Regions from separate parts of the Mus musculus genome. Here region 2 is linked to region 1. The links are chromatin loops, found by intact Hi-C in ENCODE. Cell type or tissue: left cerebral cortex. All regions are shown on one strand. Each heading gives the region's core, and the rest is flanking DNA. Links, peaks and the distances in the headings are about the cores only.

What was found. Hi-C counts contacts between places; a loop is a spot of excess contacts. Peaks named below come from ENCODE experiments on the same cell type or tissue, not always from the same donor. Only the 100,000 strongest peaks of a DNase experiment are listed, where the experiment ranks them.
Region 2: a loop joins it to region 1, with 5 times the contacts of the local background. A loop is called at or near these places in 23 of 42 quality-filtered maps.

The regions. Positions count from the first base shown.
Region 1 is chr14:19,833,541-19,848,185 of GRCm38, forward strand. D14Ertd670e (DNA segment, Chr 14, ERATO Doi 670, expressed) reads left to right here and starts at 5,385. Exons shown (of 3, transcript NR_105025.1): 1 at 5,385-5,447; 2 at 8,376-8,504; 3 at 10,765-11,137. In left cerebral cortex, for the core only: a CTCF peak has its summit at 6,481 (motif pointing right); a DNase peak (open chromatin) is centred at 6,480; H3K4me3 peaks cover 707 bases.
Region 2 is chr14:20,259,232-20,273,876 of GRCm38, forward strand. It overlaps Kcnk16 (potassium channel, subfamily K, member 16), which reads right to left and starts at 10,038. Exons shown (of 5, transcript NM_029006.2): 1 at 9,719-10,038; 2 at 5,935-6,049; 3 at 4,929-5,095; 4 at 4,018-4,183; 5 at 2,144-3,742. The coding sequence starts at 9,931. The coding sequence ends at 3,525. It also overlaps the pseudogene Gm2048. In left cerebral cortex, for the core only: no CTCF peak of the experiment used is centred there; a DNase peak (open chromatin) is centred at 7,728.

The DNA of each region.
Region 1 (14,645 bases), core at 5,501-8,000:
TGTTATCACACTTATCCTCCATGCAGCGCTGGAAGCTGCACAGCTCTTTCAACACTGCGTTGCTTAGGACGTATCCTTCCTTATCCCCTCTGGCCATGCTGGACCCCATGGCCGACCCTCATCCTTTTGGCAACCTGGTATGATCACTCTTTACTTGGGTTACTATACTCCTTCCTGATACCACCTGCCTGTGCTAGCCACTTGCCCATGTGATACCCACACAATGCCTTATGGGTAGTGTGATGATTCAGCATAACCAACACCTTGACACTCTCTAAAATCACCTAGGAAGAGAGTCTCAGTGAGGGACGGCCTGGATCAGGATGCCCTTGACTACCCTGCCTTGATTACATTACTTGAGGTGAGAAGTCTCTCCCAGTGTGGGCAGCAGCATTTCAGGCGCTGCCCCTTGGACGGGATAAGAGTAGAGAAAGTGAGTTAAGCAGAATTATGCACACATTCGCCCCTCTCTGTTCTTGACTGTGGATGCGATGAGTCATTTGGGGACATAATTTCCCTGATTAAGTTGCTTTGGTCAGGATATTTTATCACAGCAACAGGAAATGACATTAAGTCATGGAGCAAATGTCCAAACTCAAAGCTGCTCAATTGAGTTTTTTCTTGTTCAATAAAGAAGCTCAAGGATGCCATTGAGCTCAATTCTACTCTACAAATCCTCACTAATTTAGCCATAAGACTTGAGCTGTATACTATAAAGAACCCCTACACTCAGCTCTCCTGACTGTTGCCAAGGGAAACCACCTGAATATCCTACCCTATTCCGAGTGCATGGCTCACATGCATTTTGAGCAAGCACACAGAAGGCTCTAGGATTAGAATCCATGTTTGGACACAGTGTTCCTTCACCCCAAACTTGAAATTCCCTGGTTGTTTTCCTAGCTTAAGAATTAGAACTTGGGTTGGAGAGATGGCTCAGAGGTTGAGAGCACTGACTGCTCTTCCAGAGGTCCAAAGTTCAATTCCCAGCAACCACATGGTGGCTCACAACCATCTATAATGAGGTCTGGCTCCCTCTTAAGGCATGCAGGCATACATGCAGACAGAACACGGTGTACATAATAAATAAGTAAGTAAGTAAGTAAATAAATAAATAAATAAATAAATTTTTAAAAAAATTAAAACTCTTTAGAGATCCCAAAAGGCTATTCTAGGGGATGCTGGAGACATTTCATCTGACCCCAAAGACCATCCTTGAAAAAGAATGACTTCAAGAACTCCAGCATGTTCATCACAACCATCTTAGCAGGGTCACTGGGGGTACATGCAAAATCTGACCTACACACTCAGTTCTTCTCCGAAGTTGGAGGTCAGACTATTACTGTTGCTACTTCTTAAGATTTCAGGTTTGTTTTTGAAATGAAGGAACATTAAATCTTGTGGAGAGAGTTGTAGTATAATGGGCTAGGGATGTAGCTTAGTAGGTCAGAGAGCTTGCTTAGCATGCACAAAACTTGGAGCTTGATCCTCAGCACCTCATAAAACTAAGTGTGGTGGCACACACCTGTAATCCTAGCACTCAGGTGGACAGATCCATAGTTCAAGGCCATCTCCTTCTATATAGCAAGTTCAAAGCCAGCCTAGTATTTATAAGTTATCATTTCAAAACAATTTGTGATATATATATATTTGTGTGTGTGTGTGTGTGTGTGTGTGTGTGTGTGTTTAGTAGCAAATGGACACTTTTATCACAAGGATACACAGATACCACACGAGTGCATAGGCTTGGTGCATACATGGGAATGTGCATACATATACCTCATTGTCTTACATAGAAGTCAAAAGTCTCTGCGTGAGGCTCTTTGTGAGTGTGAGATCCAGCATTCAGCCAGGATGTGCAAATGATGGGAGTCAACAGTGTCCCACAACCAGCAGCCTATGGCTGGTGTTTCCTTTCTGCTCCACGATGGTAAATCTCTGCCTCCTTACCTTAATAGCGGAGAACCATGTGCAGCCATTTTCCCTCTGTCATTAAATACTGACCTCAGATCTTGTCCATCCTGATAGTTTTGGATATTCTATGTTTGCTGAAGATTCCCAGATCTTAAGCGTTGACACTGTATTCAACCCATAAACTCCATTGCCTATGGAACAGTGCCATTTGGTGCCTTGTTGGTATCTTAACCCCAGCAACTGAAACAAGTCCATTTCTTTTGTTTTTCTCTTCCCAGATCTATTCTATAAATCTCACTTCTCTAATACAAGGTACCATGGCACCTTCAGTTCTATCTGCCTCTAACGTCTCCCTGTAGCAGAACCCAATTAACGCTACTCAAATCAACCCCAGCGGCAGTGGCAGTGCTCCTCACTACCTGCCCCAGTGTTCTGGGTTCCAGAATTAAACACACACACACACACACACACGCACATCCACACGCACGCTCAATGACTGAGTCACTTACTAACCCTCCACAAGGCTAACACACTCTCAACCGATATTCCTGAGTTATTACTGACTAAAATCTATATTCCATCTTTGCTGCTCTGGACCCAGACCTCTAGTCCCTTTGCTGCATTTTCCCACACCTACCTAATGACTATCTCTCTGTCTTTCTGTACCTCTCAGGCCTGATGTCTCTCTTCCTTCCCTGACAGGGTAGCTATATCTCTCCCTCCTCTTTGATCCCTTGCCCAGGAATCCCAAAAGTCTGGCCTCTGTCTCCCTGCCAGGCCATTGGCTGCCAGCAACTTTATTTACCAATCAAACTAACTGGGGGCAGGGTTCTCTCAGTTTCTTACATGTGGATATATGGATTCTTGTAGTTTTGGGGACCAGATAAACATAATACAAGTGGCATTGGTCCAAATCCACAACATCCCCCAATCCTCCCCACTTCCCTCTGTCTGGTGCCTAACACCTTGAGAACACTCCTCTTACCCTGAGAAGCTGTCCAAGCTTCTCAGAAAAGCCTGGACCCCATCCCACACTCTTAGCAAACCTGGTCTGCCCTTCCACTCTGTTAACTATTGTGAGCATTAGTTAATTAGGTACTTTCCCATTAAAGGCTAACCCCACTGACAGAAAGGAGCTTCCTTCCCAAGTTGCTTAAGTCATGGCTTTATCATAGCCACAGAAACGCTAAGTCGGTGTCTAAGGACTTCCAGGTCTGCGGCTCTCTCCACCCTTTGTATTATCTCATCTCATCTCAATATTGAGTAATAGAGGTAAGACATGTGGGACCACGCTACCAAACAGGCATAGGAACTGGTAAGGTTGAATGAGCTCAGACCTGGGGGAAGGGGACAGGGGTTGGGGAAACAGCTCCACGATTTGACAGCAGGAGCTGGAGCCATTCCCTCCCTGCCTGTCTCTGCACCTGCTCTGAAACTTGAAACCACACCTCACTGAGAGGACCATGGACACTCAGTCACGTAGTGTAACACCGGGAGTTCTTCTCCACACTAATGAGGCATCTAGACAGACTTAAGCCTTCAGCTAATGAGCTTCCCTTCCTGGGTATCCCTCCACCAAGGGCATTTAATCCCTGGTTCACCCTGTATAAAGTATTCACATCCACCATAAAAATAAAGCAATAAGAACAAGGAAGGATCATCTCAGAGAACTGCTTCATTATGGATCGCTGTGGGGAAGGCCTTTGACTAAAGAGCCATGCCTAAGACTCCCGAGGAAGGCTCTCTTCCCTCTAGGCCCTCACTCCCAATCAGGCCGTATTTTGCTCATCCCCCATCCGCCTGTCGGCGGGCTCCTTGAGGGAAGGTAGATGGTGAACTCCTGTTTTTGTTAATTGAGGCTTCCTTACTTTGTTTGTTTGTTTGTTTGTTTGGGGTTTTTTTTGTTTTGTTTTGTTTTGTTTTGTTTTGAGACAGGGTTTCTCTGTGTAGCCCTGGCTGTCCTGGAACTCACTCTGTAGACCAGGCTGGCCTCGAACTCAGAAATCCGCCTGCCTCTGCCTCCTGAGTGCTGGGATTAAAGGCGTGCGCCACCACGCCGGGCTTCCTTGCTTTTTATGGTATGTTTTGGAGAGGAAGCCAGGCCTCAGGTACTCTACCCCTCGGAGCTACAGCCCAATTATTTTTACCCTCACTTTATTTGCATATTTAACTAATATTACTAATTTGTATAGCTGAAAATTCCTATATTCACTTTTTTTTTTTTTTTAGTTTTGTTTTCTTTGTTTTTGAGACGGTTTCACTATGTATCTCTAGCTGGCCCATAGCTCTATACGTAGATCAGGCTGGCCTTGAACTTACAGAGAGTTGCCCACCTCTATCTCCCAAGTGTTTGGACTTAAAAGCATGCACCACCATACCTAGCTATGTTTACATTTTATCTACATGAATACTTAATATGTTTGTTTAATTTTCTCTCTTTTATTTACACCTACTGTACCTATATACCAAATAATAGTCTCAACATTCTGATTTTTATGCAGCTAATACTTTGCACAGAATCTGAAGATACATGCACAGCTGACATAAGATTCAGCTGTGTAACAACAGCTCTCAATCCTTTTGGCAACCCTCTAGCTCCAAAAAATATTTACATTATAGTTTGTAACAGTAGCAAAATTATAGTTATGGAGTAGCAGAGAAAATAACTTTATGGTACGAGATCATCACATTATGCAGAGCTGTATTAAAGAGTTGCATCATTGGGAAGGTTTAGAACCACTGGAGCTGGGCATGGTGGCCCATGCCTTTAATCCTGGCACTCAGGAGGCAGAGATAGGCAGATTTCTGAGTTCCAGGCCAGCCTGGTCTACAAAGTGAATTCCAGGACAGCCAGGGCTATACAGAGAAACCCTGTCTCGAAAAAACGAAACAAAAACAACGACAAAAACAAACAAACAAAAAAAAAATCCCAACCTCAAACAAAGAACAAAACAGCAAAAATAATTTTAGCCGGGCATGGTGGCGCACACCTTTAATCCCAGCACTTGGGAGGCAGAGCCAGGCGGATTTCTGAGTTGGAGGCCAGCCTGATCTACAAAGTGAGTTCCAGGACAGCCAGGGCTACACAGAGAAACCCTGTCTCGAAAAAACAAACAAAAGAAAAAACAAAAACAAAAAACAAAAAAAGGAAAGAGAGAGAGAGAGAGAGAGAGAGAGAGAGAGAGAGAGAGAGAGAGAGCCACTGGACAATGGTGTGAACCTTGTCCTTTGCAGGTGTCAGAAATCCATGGCACCTGGAACAGATGCCTCAGAACTGCCAGAAACCCATCAGACCACACATTTTCAAGCTGGATATAGTGATGTACCTCTGTAATCCCAGCACGCAGGAGGCTGAGGCAGGAGGATTGTAAGTTTAAGGTCAGCTTTGAGCAGCAAAACCCTGCCTGAAAAAATGAAGTGAAGAAGTACCCACTCCCCAGCCTCCACCACGCCTCAGACTTGTTAAATGAAACCTGGGCCACAGGCCTGAGAATGGCTACCACAAGCTGAGTGAGCTTCCCATTGAAATGACTAAGGTAACACTACCTGATTCCGTTGTGTGTGTGCTTAGACGGTTCTCAGCCCTTCCCACAAAGGCCACGTATCCCTTGGCAACACGTTTGAGATCTCCATGGCCTTGACTACGGTCCAGATGTGCTGAACAGAGTAATTGGCGAGTTATGTCTAAAATACCTATTAAGCTCTGCCAGGAGTGAATGTTTCAAGTTTACTCTGACGCTCATATAAATGTATCTGTGTGGTTTTGCCTTAAAAGCTCTGTATCCCTGAGCTCAGGCACCAAGAGACATTTTGAAGGGCTCAAGCCCCTCTTTGGTCTGGTTATTAATAAAAGGACTTAAAATTATTGTCTAAATCAGTATGGTTGTCAGTAAGTATCTCATGTGGATCATAAAATTGGAAGCCACACGAGATTTCCCACCCTCTGCTCCATGAGACTCAACCTCGCTCCTGGCCTTCCTCGTGCAGGAGGGGCTGCAGGGGAGGCTCCTTCGCTGAGCATTCCAGGACCCCACACCTCTCATTGAGTCCGGAGAGGTCCGGAGTTACTGCTGTGTTCCCAGCAAGGAATCCTTCTGTCACTGGTAGGAGGTGACTCTGTAGACTGAATTATGGGTGGTGAGCATGTGCCCCCATGGAAGCCTTCTGGATAAGAGAGATAGGCCCCGAAAAGGGGGTCTCTTCTGGGTAAGATGGATGGATATTTAAGGCCCTCATCCTGTTTTAGGAAGACAATATTCGACAGGAAACTCTTTCCTAGTCCCCCTTCTACACTAAATTGGAACGTAAAGAGTGGGGACTCTGAATCCTGGTTCAGTCTCTCATGTGAGGTCTGGTTTCAGTTTTGCTTGAATGAGTGACTGGCCAACTGTGTGGATTATTGAATGCATGAAAGGCAAGTCTGACCCAGAGAACTGACTGAACGTGTGACAGGCACGTTTGGGGTTTGTTTAATTGATTTCTTGATTTTGCTGTTGGTGTTTTTGTTTTGTCGGATCTGATCTGACCAACTGGTTAAAATTCTGCTGTTTTCCCGTATTCTGCCAACAGGTGGCACCCTCTGCCGATGTTAGCTCCTTGTTTTTTGATTTGTACCCCAGTGCTTCTCTTACCCGGGCCCTACAGTTGGGGGGTCTGTCCCCAGCCCTGGCCTTCTTCATGTGACAATGTCCCCCGGGACCTGGGTAGGCTGGATTCTCTGTGGGCTCTAGCGAGGGTGCGGGACGGAGCCCTTCACTCCTCTTGGCTCTAAGTGGAGCCTGGGCCTGGACAGTGGCCTTCGTGCACCGGTGCAGGGAGGGCTGCTCTCTTCACCTACTGCCCTGCCAGCTTCTAAGGCACCTTTGGCTTCCCAGCTTGAGGGCCCACCATACCCCATTCTGGATTCAAGTCCCAGCATCTGTTTTTCTGTCACATAAGACGCTTTTCCTTCCAGAGGCGGGTGGGGGTGGGGGTGGGGGGGAGTGGTTTAAAGAAGGGCATCACCCTTTCCTTGATCTCTATACTCCTTTCTCTACTTCAGATCTGCATAACTGGAAGACACAGAGTCCCTTTTTCTGATAAGCCCAAGCCCCCCACTCTCTTCTGGAATCTGTCCCATGCACCCGTTTCCCTACCTGGAATGTTTGTCAGTAATTCCTTCTGACCAGTTACTCCCAAAGGAAAAGGGATTCATGGGCATAGATCTGAATTGAGATAAAGGTTTTTTTTTGGGGGGGGGGGCTCAGCTGCTGGTATGAATGCTTTTAAAAAGCTACTCGATTTGAGGCAGTCTCTCCATCCAAATGGGACCCCAATACATATGCAGGTTCCCAGGCTGTGGACACTTGTCACCAGAATCTTATGACTGGAATTCAGGGTGCAGCTTGCCACCACTAATTTGTCTTAAACTACTGAGGCTCCTCCAGCCCCAGAAGAGTCTCCTGGGGCATTTCTTGAAGATTGGAAGAAACCTTCAGATCTTACATCTCTTTATTCATTAGCGTAAAAAAAAAAGTTAGAGTGTAAAATTTGGCTTTTGTCACTCAGTCAGCTCTGGACACCCATAAGAAAATCTCCAAAAACTAGAGGGCTTTTCAGGGATGAATACATCTCAGTCCATCAAGGTAAAAGTTAATAACTGAGACTCTACAGCAGAGGACAGGCAAAATGCCGTGGCTGCTGCTGAGCTCTACGAAGGCAAGCAAGGTTTATGCTGACTGCATTCCAGTCAGCTCACTCTGAGGCCCTACGGCTCATACTGCACTGTTCTGTATCCAAGGGAATGACCCTCAAACAAACAAACAAACCAAATTTACCAATGTAATGATGGCAATACAGGGAGTCACAGGCAGGTGGTGACTCACTCCTTTGTGGTGGTCTCGGACTGCTCTTTCTCCTTTTGGGCAGAGGTATTCTTTGAAAATTAGGTACCATTGTGATAGCTAATGAAACTCCATGTTCATGCTAGGCATCCATCTTGGTACCTAATAGCTGTTTTTCCCCCACTCAAGCTCCTAGAAAATAAATTCTTGGGAACCCTGACTCCTTAACCCTCTGCCCAGAAATGTACAACTATGGCCATCTGCTTGTTATGATATGAATAATTGCTGATTTTGGTTTCTATAACCTGCCCATTCAGACATTCAAGGACTATTTTGAAGTCACCTTGACCATCTAATCTTAGCAGAGAGGAAAAGCTCTTCTGGGTTTCATCTTTAAAAGACCTTCTTTCACCTGCCTCTGGATAGCATATCTCTGATTTGGGCCAAAGACTGTGGGTGACCCTGCTGGTGGCTTTAATAAATTTGATTAATTAAAATCTGAAATGAGTCTAGGGATCTTTTCTGGGTGTTCTTGAATTCCATAACACCATCATCTCCTTTACTCTTCAAGAAACTCAGATTTTCTTTACCCCTGCCTACCAACTCAGCTGAACTGCTCTCTGTATAAAGAATATCTTCTAGTTCTCCCAGATGCCACAGCAGAAACAAATCCAGACCCAAGGACCCTGCTCCAGGATTTGCAACAACAATTCCCTAAGAAACAGGCTGAGAGAAGTCCTCCTGGCATGGCACCACCACCCACCAGTTCTGGTAAGTCTCTTCACTATAGCCACATCAGTGAGGTCTGGTGATATCCTTGGAAGCCAAAAGCTAGACCAGAAATTGCTCCACCTATCAAGGGGCTGTTTGAAAGTAATTACCTTACCCCCATGGCAGTTGGCTTGGAATTTACCTTTCCTGCCTGTGCATAAACCAGAGACCTCAGGTTATCAGTCAGTTCAATATCTCCAAGAAGCAAATAAATGGACAGAAATCATTCCTCTCACAGTTCCAAATCTCACCAGACTACCAGGTCTATACAGAAGTAAGCCTTAAGAATGCTTACTTCTTTCTCTATTGCCCTGGTGCCAGTTAGCCATGCCATGTTTGCCTTTAAATGGTCTAATCCAGTGTGTAGTGAGACTAGCCAGATAACCTGGACACGACTACCTGAAGAGTTCAAAAAGCCCCCTACACTCCAAAAAGACATTACAAAAAAGACTTAACAGGATTCCGGGTGTCACAATGCAGGCCAACTCTGCTCCAGTATGTAGATGATATTCTATTGACAGGCACCAAACACTGCCACCTGTTTGAAAGTCACAAAGACTTGCTCCAACTGCTCCATACATTTCATCTCCAAGAAAAAGACTCACTCTGCCAAACAAAGACAAGACCACTCCACAAGGTAGGAGAACTTTCAACACTACCCAGAAGGAACCCATGTCCCCCAAACCAAGAAGCAATTAAGATAACTATTGGGCATAGTAGGTATTTCAGGCTCTGGATTCTTGAGTTGGGTGAAATAACTCAGACCCTGTATTTTGTCACTGGACAGATCCGCCTTTAAAACAGACTGAAACAGAGGAACAAGCTTTTGGGGACCTAACACAGACTCTAACTCAAACTTCAGCTTTAGCCACCAGATATCACTAAACCATGCCACCTTCTCATTCATGAGACTCAAAGGATGTTTTGATGCACACCCTGGCACTCTGGCTAAGGCCCGTAATGCCATCTTGTTTGCACAGCATAGCCACAACTGCTACACAAGTAAGGGATACTGACAAGCTCACCCTGAGCCAGAACCTGACTTCAACAGTTCCCCATGCTGCAGGAGCCCTCCCAAAGGGACAAATGACTAGTGGGTGTCAAGTACACTCATCAGTCAATACCAGAGTCTATTGCTTGATCAGCTCCATCTCACTTTTCCTGGGGTATAGTCTCAACCCTGTGACATTGATGCCTGATGACAACCCTGAGGTCCTCCTCCCTGACTGTGGGACCTTGCTGGACATATATCAGGCTAGCCACCCAGACCTCTAGGACACTCCCCTACTTGAGGCAGAGACCTACTGGCAGCTGAAGGAAAAAAGGTTAAAAAACAAAGACAAAATTGTTGCTTTCCTTAAAGCAATCTGTCTCCCCAAGGAGGTGGCTGTTATCTATTGCAAGGTGCATCACGCAGCCAACACAGTTGAAGCCCAAAGCAATCACAGGGCAGATGAGGCAGCCCAACTAAAGCAGCAGAGATTTCTGCAGAGCCCCTTTCTGTCTTGCCCATTGCTTTTCCTGGTACCCAGCTCCTTCCCCCATCCATCTAGTCCCAGGAAGAAGGGGACAGGAACAGTCCCTAGAAATACTAAACAAGATACAACTGGACCAGGGATCTTACCAGACTGAGTGATTATCTTCCAGGCACCAGATTCTACATCTCTGAGAGATGGTTGCTCAGGGTGCCTCTTAATATCACTCCTGAACACAGGTTAATCCAATGCAAAGACCAAAGGATTCCCCACCATTTCTCTGAAGAGGCTAGCCCCTGGTGAGAAATGGAAAGTTGATTTCACAGAGATGAAGGCTTCTCACATAAGGTAATGTTAATGTTTGTGAACACCTTCTTGGAATGAATAAAAGCTTTTGCTACCTGGAGGGAAGGTGCTCTGACAATGGTCATGACTCCTTTCCACGTGATTATTGCTACACTCAGGCTGCTCCTGTCTATTGGATCAGATAATGGTCTGTCTTCACTTTCATCATAGCCAAGCGGTCAGTAAGGCCTTAAATGTAATCTAGGAGTTCCACTGTTCCTACCTCAGAGCTCTGGACAGGTTTAACTTCTCTGAATTGATTTTGGAAACTGGTGAAAACTGGTCCAACCTGTTACCTCTGGCTCTTCTTAGGACAAGATGGATTCCCTATAAGGCAGAATTCACTCACTGTGAGAATATGTTTGGAAGGCCATTCCCTTGTTGCCCTGTTTAAGAGATCCTATCATTGAGATCAGTCACTTTTCAAGTCTCTCCAACAGGTCCAAACTACAGTCCATTCTAGGGATGGAGACATCTTTCCAGGTCCTTCTGCAGTGCCTCATCATTCATTTTGACCCAGGGACCAACATTAAGAAGTTTCAGAAAAATGGATTGACACCTGCCTGGAAAAGACTTCATGCCGTCATCCTGACAACACCAGATGCAATCAAGGTGGAGGGATATCTGCCTGGATTCACCACTCCTTTGCCAAACCTGCTCCAAACCAGGACCAGAAATGGACTGTCTCATCTGGACCAGATCTATTCAGGCTAAGACTCTCTCACAGTAGAGCACATGATTAGTTATACACAGCTCTTCCCTTTTCTGCCTCTTGTAATGATAGTCTCTCAGTTACTCTTAACTCAGAAACTTATTTTGCTCCCATAGTGTCTTAGTCGGGGTTTCTATTCCTGCACAAACATCATGACCAAGAAACAAGTTGGGGAGGAAAGGGTTTATTCGGCTTACACTTCCATACTGCTGTTCATCACCAAGGAAGCCAGGACTGGAACTCAAGCAGGTCAGGAAGCAGGAGCTGATGCAGAGGCCATGGAGGGATGTTCTTTACTGGCTTGCCTCACCTGGCTTGCTCAGCCTGCTTTCTTATAGAACCAAGACTACCAGCCCTGAGATGGTCCCACCCACAAGGGGCCTTTCCCCCTTGATCACTAATTGAGAAAATGCCTTACAGTTGGATCTCATGGAGGCATTTCCTCAACTGAAGCTCCTTTCTCTGTGATAACTCCAGCTGTGTCAAGTTGACACAAAACTAGCCAGTACAATTGACCCCTTGTCAACTTGACACACAAAAACATCACTAGTAAGCCTCAACCCTTACAATCTTATTCATCCCCATTCTAAATAACTTTAAAAGTCCCACAGTCTTTACATATGCTTAAAATTTCAATCTCTTTAAAATATCCATCTCTTTTAAAATCCAAAGTCTTTTTACAATTAAAAGTCTCTTAACTGTGGGCTCCACTAAAACAGTTTCTTTCTTCAAGAGGGAAAATATCAGGGCACAGTCACAATCAAAAGCAAAAGTCAATCTCCAACTGTCCAATGTCTGGGATCCAACTCACGATCTTCTGGGCTCCTCCAAGGGCTTGGGTCACTTCTCCAGCCAGGCCCTTTGTAGCACACGAGTCATCCTCTAGGCTCCAGATGCCTGTACTCCACTGCTGCTGCTGCTCTTGGTGGTCATCTCATGGTACTGGCATCTCCAAAACACTGCATGACCCCTTCAGTCCTGGGCCATCAATTGCAACTGAGGCTGCACTTTCACCAATGGCCTTCCATGGCCTCTCACTGTGCCAAGCCTCAGCTGCTCTGCTCAACTCCTTCATGCCTTCAAAACCAGTACCACCTGGGTGACCCTTACACATTACCAAGTCCAGCCACAGCACAAGGTACAACTTTGGCTATATCTGGAACACAGCCACTGTGCTTTCAGAAAATACTTCCCAGAAGATGTCACCTCAATGATGCTGGTCTCTTCTTAATCACCGCTAATTTCTTAGCTCCAGCTAACCAGCATCAATAGTCCCAGTAATGCAAAGTTTTTGCTTTAGTAGTTCTGGTATCTTGTTAATCACAGCTGATTCTTCAGCCCCAGCTAACCAGAACTACAGAATCTTCACAATCAAAACAGGAATGGCCCTGAAAAGAGTCTTTAATTTTCCCTCTGAAATTTCACACACCAGAGCTCCAACTTCTGCAGTGTTCTCAACATTATCTTCCAAGCTCCTACACAACATCCGACAGAGGTCTTAACAATGGATGGATCTTCAAGCCCAAAGTTCCAAAGTCCTTCCACAGTCCTCCCCAAAACATGGTCAGGTTGTCACAGGAATACCCCACTCCTGGTACCAATTTGTCTTAGTCGGGGTTTCTATTCCTGCACAAACATCATGACCAAGAAACAAGTTGGGGAGGAAAGGGTTTATTCGGCTTACACTTCCATACTGCTGTTCATCACCAAGGAAGCCAGGACTGGAACTCAAGCAGGTCAGGAAGCAGGAGCTGATGCAGAGGCCATGGAGGGATGTTCTTTACTGGCTTGCCTCACCTGGCTTGCTCAGCCTGCTTTCTTATAGAACCAAGACTACCAGCCCTGAGATGGTCCCACCCACAAGGGGCCTTTCCCCCTTGATCACTAATTGAGAAAATGCCTTACAGTTGGATCTCATGGAGGCATTTCCTCAACTGAAGCTCCTTTCTCTGTGATAACTCCAGCTGTGTCAAGTTGACACAAAACTAGCCAGTACACATAGGAACTTAGTTTGCCTGTACCATGGGTCTCACCTGCTGTATGGCCTCAGAACATCTGTATAACAATCCAGTATTAAGTATTGTTGTGTGTGAACCCCCAAGAGAATTTTTATTCAGGATCAGAGGGGGGCCTTTTATTCCCCATTTGGACAGGAGAGAGTTCCCTCTCCTCATTCCAGTGATGATAGAAATGCTGCAGGGACTGCTGCCTCAAGTTCTAAGGCCCTAACTGGGGGAAATGGGCCCACAACAGAGAAGTTATCAGATAGAAGCAGACCTCAGGCTCCTTCAGTTCTCTCTCTCTCTCTATGCTCCATGTACAGGTAGAATCTCTGATAGAAGTATCTTCCCACACCAGTTAGGCTTAGACTCTATTTTCATGTCCCAGAGAGGACTTTACATGACACTGGGAGAGGCTTGTTGTTTCTGTACTAACAAATCAGGAGTTATCAAACAAAGAGACTTTACAAAAAGTTAAAAATGATTTAGATAAAAGACAACCTGAAGCTGGGCATGGTGCGCATGCCTTTAATCCCAGCACTTGGGAGGCAGAGGCAGGCGGATTTCTGAGTTCAAGGCCAGCCTGGTCTACAAAGTGAGTTCCAGGACAGCCAGGGCTATACAGAGAAACCCTGTCTTAAAAAAACCAAAACCAAAACCAAAACCAAAACCAAAACCAAAACCAAAACCAAAACCAAAACCAAAAAACAAAAAGACAACCTGAGCATAGATTAATTTCTGGTACTATAAAATGTTGAATTAGAATCATGGCTCATAAGTCTCCTCACTGGCCTGGCTGGCCCCTTATGCTGCCTTTTTATAATACCTACTGTGGGGCCATGTATAGTAAATTACTTATAAGACCTACTGTGGGGCCATGTATAGTAAATTACTTATAAGACCTACTGTGGGGCCATGTATAGTAAATTACTTATAAGACCTACTGTGGGGCTATGTATAGTAAATTACTTCCTTTAAGCTAATTATCCTCAGGACTCAGTATTTACCCCTTAGCCGAGATCAGAGGTTTGAAAATAACTTTTAAAAAATTGGGAAATGAAATGACCAAGGTAAGACCATTCTGTCCTGTTTCCATGTTGTGTCTGCTTAGACTGTTGTGTCTTCACCCTCTATGCTCCTTCCCACAACGGCCACACCTGCCTTGGCGGTACACTTGAGATTTCCATGGCACTGACTATGCTATAGATATATTAGCCAGAATAATTGGCAAGTTGTATCTAAAATACTCACTATGCTCTGCTCTGCCAGAAATGAACATTTCAAGGTTACCCTGACCCTTGTCTAACTGATGTATCTTTGTGGTTTTTTTTTTTTTCTTTTAAAATGCTATATTCCTAAATTTAAGCACAAAGATACTTTTTGAAGGCTCAAGTCTGCTCTTGGTCTGGCCATCAAGAAAAGGGACTTAAAACTTTTCATTGGCCTACTCAGTGCTGCTGGCAGTAACTATCCCAAGTGGATGGTTTGTTTATACCACTGACCTCCACCAGGAATTCCCAGCTCAAGCTCCTTCTTGGGTCTCTGCTCTCCCTCCCCTGCCTCCCTTCAGGACCAGAGATTCATTCTTGTTCAACAGCTGTGCCATGAG
Region 2 (14,645 bases), core at 6,508-9,007, 430 kb after region 1:
AAGAAAGAGTCCACAAGCTTCCAGCTGGTGGTATTTCCTAGGAGGCTGGTCCCATCTTTGTATGCTCAGATGATACTCTGGAGAAGAACAGGATCTTGGGAGAGGGAGTTGGCTCCTGCTTCCCGCTCCCCCCCCCCCCAGACATCCTCATACCCGCACACACCTATACTCACCTACACTTGTACTCTGGCAATTGTCACATTATATTAGACAATTTCTACAAAGTGAGACACTTCCTTCTGGAGTGGGGAAGAGACACTCAAAGGACTTACTGTGAAGTCTCAAACTCAGGACTTGAGGTATCTATCAACATACCAAAGTGGACACTGTCTGCCAGTCTCTCAGCATCACCAGCACCTGTTGTGAAGATGTCCTGGCTGGCATGCCCTTTCCTCTACTCTAAGCTCTCATGGTCCTTTTCCCCAGCTTCTCTTCCCTGTATAACCCACCCACTTTGGCTACTGACCTCTTGGTCTCTTGACTACTCTCGGCTCCCATTCCTCTCTGTTCCCCTCTCCTCTTTCCTTCCCTCCCCAGGACCCCCTCATTGTCCAGTTCAGTCTGGACTCTTCCAGATGCCTCTGTTGGCTCTCTCCATCATATTGACAGTAACCCCTCTCCCGAGTCATGTCTAGGAGCCGCATGCTCTCATCTTCATTCCTTCACTCGCTTACAAGGCTCTAAGGCTCAGAAGGTTTCAGGATTCACAGTGCCTCTCTTCCGTGTTACATGCACAGTAACAGCTTGCTGAGGAGAAGGGACTCCAGTGTGGCTGTCTACAAGTTGTGTGGTGAGCTCAGCTTCTGTGCGTTATTACCCCTGCTGGGATGGGCTTTTCAGTAATGTAGCTGCCTTTGACACCCCATGCTCCTGTTAGTAACCCCAGCAAACTCACTGGTTCATCCAGATAGACCCGGGTTGAACTGTTCCTTTGATAATTCATTGGTGCCCTAACTGGGGTGAAGAATTGGTATTCATGTGGCCCCAGAAAAACACACTCATTCTTGACTTCAAGCCAGGTCAGGCAGGGCAAGAAGTCTCTACCCATCCTGCCAACCTAGGATTCTGTTTGGGGGTGGGGGTGGGCGCTGGGTCCTTTCCCTCCTTAGAGCCAAGCCTCACCCCAAAGGTTCCTATTTGCCCCATCTCCTCCCCCACCCCCCGCCGCACCCTTCAGAAAAGGCTAGATGTGGCTTTTCATCCTTTGCCCTTGATCCCACAGGGCTGTCCTACACAGACAAGATCAAATGCTATCTTGACCCTATCACGACTGCCCTGTAGCTTGCGACCTTCTGTATTCCTTATTTCCAAATTTAGGATGGCAGTGTTCTTAGGACGCAGGCTAGCCATGCCCTCTCATTTCCTTAAGGATGGAGGCCTTTTCTGTTGCTGTCCAGCCCAACCCATGGCTACCCATGCCCAACCGCACAGCCCTGCTTTTCCCAGGCCTGTGCCCTCCACCTCTCTATGGAATAACAGCTCCTACGATCCCGGACCATAGCATCCTTCATCCCTACTATGCATCACGTCAGCCCCTGCCTAATCCACTTTCCCCCAGGCTGGCCCACTTGTTACGCTGGAAGCTGCGGCTGGGGTCCCCGGACACGCGACCCTCTAGCACCCAGAACACTCCAGTGCCCAGCACCAAGTCAGCCAGAAAGGAGAGAAGCAGGAGCCCCGTGCCCCGCATGCCACAGCCCCCAGCCCACCAAGGCACTGTGGGAGATCTCCGTCCACAGGTGATGGAGTGGAAGGAGCCTTGGTGCGCTAACATGACTGGAGAGGCCAGAACTCTGGAGAACTATGGTGTACAGGAGCCAGGCTGGGCAGGAAGGGTCAGGAGGGGCCCTTCTCCAAGCAAAAACACTTTTCTCTTTTGTTTCCCTGTTCAGGAGTTCTGGAGGATGGGATAGTCTTGCCCACCCTCAAGGATTCAATCCCTGGAACTGCAACACCCCCCCCCAAAAAAAAAAGATGCTCCTAGAGAGAGTGGAGTCCCCTCCCCACATCAGAGAAAAGGAGAGGACTGTTGGGCAGCAGCCACAGCCACAGGAGAGAAGGGCTCAGAAACCTCCTTCTCTCCCACCCTCACCCCACTGCACCCCGGCGCCTCCGTGCAGTAGGAGAGACTCCTGCAATCCACTGCAGAGAAGAAACAGCAGCCAAGTTTATTGTCACAGGACTCCTGCCTAAGCTGAGGGGCTGGGGACTTCCTCCGAGTGCTTCCTTGTATCACCCTAGATCTCGCTACAGCCAGTGTACTATAAGAAATAAAATGGGGAGGGGGGTATGGTTTGTCTGTGCTGTCCCGGGCTGGGAGGCTAGCAGGCAAGAAGACCGGACCCAAATTTTCCTTGCTGCTTTGGAGGGAAGTCCCTGCATCTCCATCCACCCAGAAAAGAAGTGGGGTCCAGCAGGTGTCGGGGTGTTAGAGACGTCATATTTCAATCCTTTCCTGGGTGGCAGTAAGACTTGGGTGCTGGGAACCCTCTGCCAATGCGGGTCCTTCTCAGGGACTCCCCTCAACCTCTGGGGCTCACAGTCCCACCCCCACCCTTAATGCTATAAAGAGGACACAGAACTTGGGGACACCCCTGCCACTGGAGAGGTAAAGGAAGTCCAAACAAAAATTAGTTCCTAGTCTTGTGAGTCTGGGACGAACCTTTCCTGCCTTCTGGCCCACAATGTCACGATCTGGCAGAAGAACCAGGCTCGGTGGGAGTCCATGCCACCGGAGAGATGACAGGCTATGAAGCCCTTGGGATCTGCTGCTCCCCCCACCCCCAGCTTCTCTGGGGGCGGGGGAGTAAAGAGGTCTAAGTGTGCTCTGAGGGTCAGAGGAGGTCATGTTCAAGAAAGTGGTGGGACCCCTGAAAGGGGCCCCCAGTGTTGTTCTAGGATTCCTCTCCACTTGTGGGCAAGGAGAGCTGGGGAATTCTGACTGGCAGCCTTCTTGTTCCTCAGCTGTGAGACTCCTGAGGACGGCTTCCTGTATGCATCAAAGGCATCCCCTGGTGTGTGTCCAGCTCCCTTCCTCCAGCCACCGCCCTGAACTTTCATTCTCCCCAGGTTTATTCCCATCAAAGATGAGGATGCTGCCTTGGAGCTCCTTCAAGACTGACACACTGACACAATGAAGGCAGAAACCACCACTATGTGCTACCTAGTAGGGACCTGTTAAGAGCCTACTGTGTATGTAGTAAATAATACAAAAGTCAAGTCCACCTTTGCCTGCAGCCTAAGGGCTCCCATGACCATGTTAAGATGGCAGTAGTGATTTGGCAACCACGATCCAGGTTCTCTTTGGGAGATGGGAAAAGCGCCAAGGGCAAACTTCACATCTCCATCCATGCAGATCTTTGATCTTTGTCTCCTCACCGCCCCCCCCCCCCCCGCCCCAGTCACTTTGTAGGCACATCTGTCTCCTTTCTCTCTCTGGAAAGTTGCTGGGAAGTGTGTGGGTTGAGAAGAAAGGGGAAGGGCAGGGAATGGCATGGGTTTGGGGAGGTCAGGACACTTGGGTCTCATGCAGAGATGGGGATTTTCTGTGATCTAGGCTCAGAGTCAGGGGCTGCTCCATCCTTAAGGTCCAGGCCTCTGATGAGCTGCCAGAGCCGGGAGCACCTGTGCAGAAGCAGGGATCCCAGGCTGAGGACCACCGCCAGCCATGCCAGTCCTAGGAGGATCCATATAGCTGCCAAGCTCCGATACACAGCGATGTAATGCTTGCTGGGGTCTGTGCCTGCCGGGGAAAGTGATCGCTTGTGTCTGAGGGAACTGCCACTCCCCCCTACTGCCCCCCCCAACCCCGCTTCCATAGGAATGCGATCTCCCTCGTTCTCATACTAAGGACTACTAACGGAGGAAGCAGTGATGGCTACTATACCAGAGACTTCTGAGGAGGCCACCAAAAGTTCACAGCGGCTGCAGAAGTAACCAACCTCAGATAGCTGGTACCTCTATGCTCATCACCCCTAGTGGGTGCCCACCAAGATAACCCGATTATCCCATTCTCACCAACAACATAGTCCCCGAAGCCAATGGTGCTGAGGGTGATAAACGCGAAGTAGAAGCCCTCACGGAAGCTCCAGCCCTCCACGTGGCTGAAGAACATGGGTGGGAAGATGAGAATGACCAGGGTCCCCAAGGTCAGGAACAGAGCCAGGCCCAGGACCTGCAGGAGCTGGGAGGGAAAGAGTGTGCCCTTGAGACCACTTAGAAGGTTCTGGAAATATATGAGGGAAGTCTGGGGAAAGTTGGGTGTAGGCAGGGCAATGTCTAAGCTCCACCCCCACCCTATCCCTGCTGCAGACTTTTGGGTGGGTCTGTACCCCTGGGCATGAGATTTGTATGTGCCAAGTTTCCTGGACAGGGAAATGTGTTAGTGGGTCAAGGAAGGAGTCAAAGACCCTTTTAAACTTGAGAATCACACCTGAGCAGGCGCCCTGGGGTCCCACTCAGGCCTGGGATTAGACTACTGTCAACTGCTAGACTGTTCCAGATCCCTCTGTGGGCATCCTGGGTATCCTGGAGACTGTTTTGGACCACATGAAAGAATGTTGAATACCCGTGACGACCATGGAGAGATAATGTTCAAATTCTCCACCGAAGAAGGATGCAGCACAGAGCTGCCTAGCACACAGGGAGAGTCCTCTCAGTCATACCCAGGGCCTGGTCCTCAGCCCTTTACAGGTAGACTCCATAGCCCTTTACAGGTAGCACCTTGACTTTCCATAGTCAAGGTGCTATAGAACCCTTTGAGGCCATGCCCTGCCTGGTCTGTATCATCCTTCTTCTTATCTCTCTTCTCATACCTGAATCTGTCAGCCCAGCTCCTAATTTTCAACCATCTGTCCCCAAGGGCCTGGAGGGGAGGGAGGACTCTGAGGACCTGAAGGGGGGGGGGGGGAGGGAGGACGATGCCTTACCTGGGAATGCCTGGGGTGGTCCTCCCACCTGTCCAATGTGGTCAGGTGGGCCCGCAGCCCTGTGCCCAGATGGTTGAGGAAGACCACATTGAGTGGGATCCCCATCAGAGCATAGAAGACACAGAAGACCTGCCCTGCCTCCGTGCTGGGGGCCAGGTTTCCATAACCTGCAGGGCAAGGGAGTGTGCAGATGCGGGGAAAAGAGAGCCCAGAACTGGCTCCCACCCCCAACCACCAGCTCTAGCAGAGGTTTGTCTCCATCAGCTCTGTGGGAAGAGGAGCATTCCCTGTTCCTATGGACACTCCCCCTATTCTCTAATAGAACAGCCTCTACTAACAGAAAGCGCATCACCAACGATGCTGCCTCCGGGAAGCCCACTTGACTGCCACTCTCTGCCTCCCTGACAGGCGTGATTCCCTGAGATGTTTTATGTTATTTCTATTGAATTACACACTTTGCCTTGTGTGATTATAACAATTTAATCCCTCTTTGGGGACTGGAAGTTCTGAAGTCCAAGCCTGGGACAGAACCAAGTCTGTACCCCCACCCCTCACCCCACCCCCGTCACTCTGCCTGGCTTGTCAAAGAAGACTTGGCTGGGATTGGACTTGAACTTAATTGAATTGAAGAAAGGTCTGTGTAAGAGAGACCCTGGGGGTTCACAAGGAGTGAGTAGCGTGGACTTTCTGTTGGCACCCCATCTTTTCAAGACACTGAGCTATCAACTGCTGCCTTGAGGAACAGTTGCTGGCAGGGGAAGGCCACAGGACCGGCTCTCACTCCTGCCTTTATGCAGCTGTACTGAGGAATAGCTCTTTCTAACCCTTCAGTGTGACCCAGAGAAGTGAGTCCAGGCAACTACAGCTGCAGCCAACCTACCCACTTCCCAACCTGTGCCCTGTCTGTCACCTCCGGGATAAAGCATATTCCCAGACCAGCAGTGGCATTTAGAATGGACCCCAAGCTCAGCAGGGCCAAGGGAGGCCTCACTCCTCTCCCACTTACCTATGGTGGTGACCACTGTGCCTGCAAAGAAGAAGCTGCTCCCGAAGTCCCAGTTGCTGGGATTGGTGGAGTTGCCTTTGGGGTTCACACCCTTCACCCAGGCTTCCAGGATGACCTGTGGAAGAAGCACGGACAGCAGGCTCAGCAGTTACTGAGTGCAGCCTGTCACCAAGCTCTCAGGAGGATGCTTTCCTGTCTCTTAGATAGCATCATTCCTGTTCACAGAAATGGACATGAAGGATCCGAGGTTCTGGCTAAGACACTAAGTGGCCAGCGGTTGACTGAAGTGTGTGCTCTAATGAGCCAGTGGGAAGCCAGGGCCTAAGGAGGTAGTATGCAGATGCTCTTGATAGCTAGGAAAATATCACGCACACACACACACACACAGAGAGAGAGAGAGAGAGAGAGAGAGAGAGAGAGAGAGAGAGAGAGAGAGAGAGAGAGAGAGAATGAGAGAGAGAAAGCAGGGAAATTAGACAAGATGGATTTTGTGTTGTTGAATGCTTCTGGGAGAGTTTGCTGGTCTGGGGCTGCTTTTCCATGGAACTGGTAATGGGAATGAGAGCTTTCCTGGACATGGGGTGTGCGTGAGTGTGCTGGCAGCCACATTCTCTGGCATTCTCTAGTGAGTGCAACCCATACCTGTAGGAGAAATCCCATCAGAGAGTCCCACAAGTGTGTGTGTGTGTGTGTGTGTGCACACGTGTGCTTTATGTGTGTGTGCACATGTGTGCTTTATGTGTGTGTGCACATGTGTGCTTTATGTGTGTGTGTGCACATGTGTGCTTTATGTGTGTGTGTGTGTGCACATGTGTGCTTTATGTGTGTGTGTGCACATGTGTGCTTTGTGTGTGTGTGTGTGTGTGCACACGTGTGCTTTATGTGTCTATGTTTTGTGTTCCTAGAACAGAAGCCTTAACAGGCTCGAACTTGTGCCCTTAACCCCTTATGGGAAATGGGCAGGGTTCCCTCCCCCCAAACTCTAGGCTTCTCCCTTTAGCTGGGAACTTGCTTTAGGGTGGTGGCTCGGCCTTGGTATCTTGCGGTGCTCTAAAGGCAGAGGAGCCATTGAGAAGTATGGTTGCTCCTGCCTCTTTCCTATGGGAACTGATGTTCACCAGCTGGGTGGAGGCCTCCTGGCCCTCACTTGGGCAGACTTTAGCCTCCTCTTTCCCACACACCCAGGGAGCTGGGGCAGGCATTCCAGAGTGTGTCCTCTCCCTAGAGACTTTCACCCTTGGGCCTAGCATTTGCCCAGCTCCTCAGTGCATCTCTGAGCCTTCCAACCTGTGGAGAAGGGGTTCTGACTCCTCTGATGGCTCTGGGTGTGGCTGAGTAGCCTCAGGGAATCCCATGGTAATGGAGAAAGGGGCTGATGTACATACAAACTTGCTTCCTCGTGGAATCAAGTTTGAACACCATACTCAGCACTGTGTGTGACTCAGTGTATGAGTTCCCCAGGAAACGGATTCCCCCAAAACTGATTTCCAGGCTCCACTTACCCTGGGAGGTGAGGATTTGTCCTGCAACTGAGGACTTTCAGGGGTGTGTCTGTTTCATCTTTCCTAGTGAGTCCTCAAACTAAGCACAGGCCCCTTGGGATGCAGTCAGATCTGGTCCATCCTTGCCCCTTGACTACAGAGCTGGTTTAAGCCTTGCCACCTGTCTGCCCACTCCTCGTTCCTGGCTCCACTACCAGCCCAGGGCAGGAGGTTTGGAGGGTGTTCCTGACTCAGGCTTACTTCTGGGATGTTGAGGGGGCTGGAAATGAGCATCATCCCTGAGTAACTCTATATTCAGAGTATATCCACATATAGAACAACAGAACAGTCCACTCTGTTCACATCTCATCTAGTAAGCCTGTTGCTCTCAGTCCCAAGAGAAGTCTCAGGGCCTCAGCACCACCTGGTGAGCTCACCCAAAGTGCCTGAGTCAGCAGGTCTGGGTGGATGCTGACGCTTGCTCTCCTGACATGCTCTCAGGCGTTGCTGCTGGTGAGGGAGGGCCACAGACTCCACCTTAAAAATTCTCGCTTTCAGCAGTGCCCTGTCCTCACTGGGTGAGCTGGTTCATGGAATGAAAAGTAGAGAGCTCCCCAGCGAGAAGAATGGGTGTGAGTTCTGCCTCAGCCAGTGACTGTGCAGACTTGTCGACACCCTGCATCTCTCACCTGCAAGCTGAAGGCAGTGCTTGCAGTAAGCAACTGGGAAGAAAGCACCTGCAGGGTGCTCAGCCACAGGTGCTAAATGATGGTGGCCCAGAGCCCCGTCCCTACCAATGAATGCACATTCTCACTGTGCCAGCTTTGCTTGGCTTGTTGTTTGGTGTTCGCTAATACTACCTGTTCCACCTGTCTGTCCATCTTCTCAGTGCCCCACCTTTGCCCAAAATACCTAGTTTTGCTTTGTTTCTGAAAGAGAGGGAGGCAGGAGGAACCCAGGCAGGAAGTAAGACCACCTAGGGGTCCAGTTCTGGCAGCTTTCATCCACCCCACCTGGCCGCTGTCTACCAGCCCAGCTCGTTCTAACCTTTGTGTGTGTCTCTACCCAGGGAGATAGGCTGGGAGCCAGCCTATGGAGCAGCAGTCTGAGAAGTGGGCGAGTGTGAGAGGGGACATCTCTGGAGTGTTGAAGACTGACAGTTCATGTGTGTCGACTGCAGGTGCATTTTCTTTGTGGATGTACATGTGTCTATTCCCATTTGCTTATGTGCAGAGTTGTGTACGAATATGTTTGTGCAGGCGGCCAGGGCTCAACCACAGGTGTCATTCCACAGAGCCATCGGCCTTGTTTGGGTTTTGCCTTGAGACAGGGTCACTGAAATAGAGCTAGCCCTTTTGGTTAGGCTGCTCTGGCCTAGCCAGTGAGCTCTCAAGATCCACCTGTCTCCCCAACCCACCAACCCAATGCTGGGGTCACAGGCACTTGCAGCCATACCCAGAGATGTACATGGGGGCCAGGTCCCTCTACTTACAAAGTACTCTTTCCTACTAAGCTGTCTGTCTAGCTTTCCACCTTTCCTTTTCTCCTTCTTTCTTTCTTTCTTTCTTTCTTTCTTTCTTTCTTTCTTTTCTTTTCTTTTCTTTTTCTTTTTCTTTTTTTTCTTTTTTTTTTTTTGAGACTGGCTCTCTTACTGGCCTGAGGCTTGCCCATTTGGCAAGGCTGGCTGGCCATAGAGCCCAAGGGATCTGCCTGTCTAGGCCGTTCCAGTGTTGAGATTACAAGCCGCCATGCCTGACTTTTTTTTTTTAAATTACATTTTAATTAGTACATAACAGTGTGTGTGGATATGGGTGTGTTTATATGCATGTGGAAATGCATGTACCATTGTGTGCATGTCAAGATCAGAGGACAACTTCCAGGAGTTGTCTCTCCTTTCCCTATGTGAGTTTCAGGACTTGAACGGCAGCCATCAGGCTCTGCTCCGTGCCAAGTGCTTTTACTCGCTGAGCCATCTTGCCCGCCCACCTCTGGGGGTGTGGGGACATCTGGGTCTAGAACTCAGGTCCTTATATTTGTTTGGCAGATGCTTGGCTGAGCCAACTTCCCAATCCCAGATATATTTTTTCTTCTCATCTTACTGATGAGGACATTTAGGTTAAGTGACTGGCAAGGTCACATAACAGACCTGAGAATCGGGGCCCCGGACTAGATCTCTCCAGGCTCAAGCTTCCTCCACACTCTGCTTCCAAAGGGGAACCAACCTCTGGGTAGTGGCTCTGTTCCTGCCACTAGCCCCTCCATTGCCTCCCCACTCTTCCTGTCCCATTCTTTTGTACTCTCACCTGTACAAACTGCTCCAGGGCCTGCTGGTCTAGGCAGGTGTAGTTCTCTAAGAAGCGTAGCTTTTCCAGCTGGAACTGGTCCCTGGATTGAGCCTCTGCCTGCTTCTCCAGCAGCTGGAAGATGGTGGCCCCAAGCAGTAGGTAGCAGATATAGGCCAGAAGCAGGGGCAATACTTGGCCACCCCAGCAGCCGCAGACCCCAGCACGGGGCATGATGTGGCCAGGACTCTGCAGCAGCTGTCAGGGTGGCTGTGAAAGAGTTGGAAGAGGTGAGAGCCCCTGCCACTGCCTGCCCTGTCCTCCACCGCACAGGTGTCTGCGGCAGGGGAGTCTGTTTGAACAGTGTGGTGTGCAAACAGGCCTGCCATCCCCCACCCAGCCTTGTTTTTCCATGCAGAGCAGCAAGGCAGCAAATGCTTGGGCCCCTCAGGGACACCTATGAGCTCTTCCTGAGCTCATCTGGTCTTAGCTTCTGCTCCCAAGTGAGGCTGAGTGTCTGGGAGAGAATCTGATCAGGAGCCCACTCTGCTGGGACTGAAGGGATCTTGACAACTTCAGATTCCTCACTTGGGAAGGCTCTCGGCTCAAACACAGGAGGCTGGGAGGGAAGGCTCACGAGGGTGTGGGTTGCCCTTGCTTACAGAAGGGAATGGGGAGGATTGACCTGCCTATTGGGGGAACCTGGGACTGAGTAAACCAGAGTAAAACAAATCAAAGCAAAGTAAACAGGCAGATGACAGCCTTGCTTAGCAGCATTATCAATTGGTGCTACTGATACATGGACAGCCCTGGTTACCACCAGCTATCACTTTGGCCAATGGTTGGTCTTGTTTGAGACCCTTGAACAGGTTGTCTGAGGATGCTGAGCTCAGGAGATGAAAGTGGGGAGAAGACAGAACCGGACATGAGCCTCCACCCATATATTACTGTTGGTGACTCCTTTTTTTCCACAGGAGGACCCATAGTGCCTCGATTGATCTTTGGTAGATGCGACTACTTTACTGACATTATACAATAATTCACCTAACATACTGTGCATGTGTGCAGTTACTGATTTATTTTTTTCTTTTTAGTTGTTAGCTTAACCTTCAACAGCTGACCCGTCTCTCCAGATTTATCTATCTAGCTATCTATCTATCATCTATCTTCCTGTCTGCCTGCCTGCCTGCCTGTCTTGTTTTGGTTTTAAGACAAAGACTCAATGTAGCCCTGGCTGGGCTAGAGCACGGTATGTAGACCAGGCTGGCTTTAAATCCACACAGATCCACTATCTTCTGAGTGCCAGGATTAAAGTCATGTGACACCATGACCAGCTATCCCATTTTATTTATTTAAAAATATTTATTTAGCTTTATTTTGTGTGTATGGGTGTTTTGCCTGCATGTATGTCTGTGCAGCATGTGCAGGCCAGAAGAGGGTATCAGATCCCTTGGAACCTGAGCTGCAGGTGGTTGGGTGCTGGGAATGGAGCCTGAGTCTTCTAGAAGAGCAGATAGTGTGTGCTCTTAACCACTGAGCCATCTCCTCAGGCTTACTGTTTATTTCTTAATATTTATTTTTATATATGTGTGTGTTTGTGGGTGTGGATGCATGCATGTGTGGGTGGGTACCCATAGAGTCCAAGAGGGCGCCAAATGTCCTGAAGCTAGAATTACAGGCAGCTATGAGCTAACAAATGTGGGTACTGAAGTTTTAACACTGAAACACCTCTTCAGCCCACCCCCTATCTTCCTTTGAGACAAGATCTCATGGAGCTCAGGATGACCTCAAACTTGGCATCTAGCGGAGACTGACCTTGAGCTAATGCTCCTCTTGTTCTCCACATCCTTGGGGATGGGATTACATGTGTGCACTCCATGCTTGGTTTATAGGATGCTGGGGTCTAACCTAGGGCTTGATGAGCGCTAGGCAAGCATCCTACCAACTGAGCCACATCCCTAGCCTGTGTGTTTGGTGCCTGAGGCACTTAGCACAATCTTGTTTGCACATCCTTTTTTGTTTGTTTGTTTGTTTGTTTTGGTTTTTTGAGACAGGGTTTCTCTGTATAGCCCTGGCTGTCCTGGAACTCACTTTATAGACCAGGCTGGCCTCGAACTCAGAAATCCACCTGCCTCTGCCTCCCGAGTGCTGGGATTAAAGGCGTGCGCCACAACATCCGGCTTGTTCACATCTTGTTTGTGAGGCTCCCGACTTGGATGCTGGGCACTAACCCTTATTTCCTCTGGTAGAACAGGAAGTACTCTTAACTGCTGAGCCATCTCCCCAGATGTATCTATTTATATTTATACATAAATAAATTTTATTGCTAAAAACAAAACATCTTGAAAAGTAGAAACCTTCTGGCTCAGTGGTTTTCATAGGACCTGGGTTGAGTTCCCAGCACTGCTGCGGCAGCTCACCACCCTCTGCAGCTGTAGTCCCAGGGGATTCAACACCCTTTTCTGGCCTCCTCAGGCACCAGATGCATGTAGTGCACAGGCAAATGTCCTCAGGCAAAACACACATACACATAAAATAAAAAATAAAGGAAACAAACTTTAAGAAAGTAAAAGAAACCCTCATATCCCCACATCTTTATATGCCCCTTTGCCTTCCCAGTGGTAGGTTTGCTTTAGTGGGAACATGTAATTGTTTTAATAACTTCATTTATTTCCATTAAATCTCTAAATTGGCTTCTAAAGTAATGGGATTAATTATGGCAGTTTCATCTGTAGATGTCATCATACTTTGTTCTTACTCATCTTTCTCCATTACTGCCCTCCCCCCACTGTTATAATTTCATTTCTATTGCTGGAGTAAAATGCCCTGACAGAAGGCAACTTACGAGTGAAGGGAGTCTATTCTACTTATTACTCCACGTCTTTGGGTGGAAGTCAAGGCAGGAACTCAAGCAAGCAGCCAGGCACCTCTAGAGTCAAGAGCAGAGAGAAAATAAGCACAGATCCTTGCTTGCTTGCTTTTCAACTACTCAGTTTCTCCAACCATACAGTTCAGGACCCCTGCCTAGGGAATGGTGCTGCCCACAACAGGCTGGGTCTTCTACACAAATTAACAATCAAGAGAGTCCCCAACAGACATGTCCCTGTAGAGAATTTCTCATGAAGACTCCCTTTCCAAGGAATACTAGATGGTGTCGAGTTGATGGTTAGCTAACCAGCACATGCAGATCCATCCTCACGCTCACTGCCCTTCTTCATCTGATATACTACCACCCTCTATGTATGTCACATGCATCTCGTTACCCTTCCCCAGTCCTGCTTCCTTAAGGCCCACTTTCTACTTCCATGTAGAAACACACACACACGCACACACACACACACACACACACACACACACACTTACATTTAGATTCTGCTTATGAGAGAAAACATGTAGTATTTGCCATTCTGAATCTAGCTCATTTTGGAGTGTAACATAATAATCTCCAGTTCTGTGCATTTACTTACCAGTGTCTTGATTTTACTTTATTTTCTAATGGATGAGCAGTGTTCCATGGTGTACAGATACTACATCTTCTTTATCCATCATCTGTTGTTGGCAGTATATTTCACTGGATTTTTTTTTGTTGTTGTTGTTTCAGCACACTCACCTTGAAATCAGTCATGCCTCCACAGTGTAGTAGTTAATTTTCTCATTGCTGAGAGAATACCTGATGAAAGTAACTTAGGGAAGGAAGGGTCTATTTTAGTTCATAGTGTGGAGGTATAATATGTCCATCCTGGCAGGAGTGTGTGGCACTGACCACATTGCATCAGAAGCCAGGAAGCAGAGAGAGAGGAGCCCTGTGATCAGTTTGCCTTCTCCCAGTTTTACTCACCCTGGGATTCCAGCCATCACCTACTCCTGCTCACATGTAGCAAGGATCTTCCCACCTCAACAAATTCAATCTAGAAACTCCCTTGCAGAGTTTGCTGATGCACAAAGAGTTTTGTCTCCTAGATCCTGTCAAGTTGACAGTCACATGGTTTGTATTATATCCACAGACTTTCAAGAGCATGGTTTCCAATTATTGTTTCAAAGAGGAATTCTTTCCTCATTGGCTTTTGCTCCTCCTTCACATTAGCCTGGTCCCTCAGCCTTCAGAAACCAGTTTTCTGTCTCTATTAGATTTCCCTATTCTGGTTATTTCATACAAAAGAAATGTGACAAAGATGAACACCAGGACCACTCCTTGGCATCTGGATGGCACTAACTCCTGCCATTGTCTGCCTTCCTCTCTTTGTGTTTCCTGGCTCTGATCTTGGCTCAGGAAAGGCAGAGTGTCCAGGAGAACATTTACATGGTCATGTCATATGGGGCATCTTTGGATCAAGTAACTAAGAAAGCAAGATTCTGTAACTGAGCTTCTACCATCAAAGGGAATGTGGGCATCCCAGGTGTACACATCATCTAGAAGCTCTGGTGTGCAGATGTTATGGCCATCCTGTCAGAACAAACAACCACCATTATTTTTGTAATAAAGTAGAGATGAGAGTATACACATGCAGGTGTAGAAGAATGTGGTGGCTTGAATGGAAATGTCTCCCATATGCTCATATATTTGAATGGTTAGTCCCTAATCAGTGGAACTATTTAGGAAGGGTCAATAGGTGTGCCTTTGTTAGAGAAGGTGTATCACTGGGGTGGACTTTGAGGCTTAAAAAAAATGTCAAGCTCAGCTAGCACTCTCTCTGCCTCGTGCTTGTGGATCAAGATATAAGTTCTTAGAGCTGGAGAAATGGCCCAACAGTTAAGAGGACTTGCTGCTCTTCCAGAGGTCCTGAATTCAATTCCCAGCAATCACACGGTGGCTCATGACCTCCCTCAATGCAATCCAATGCCCTCTTCTGTCATGTAGGTGTACATGCAGATAGAGTATACGCATATACAATAAATAAAAATAAATCTTAAAAAAAAAAGACGTAAGCTCTCAGCTACTGCTACAAGT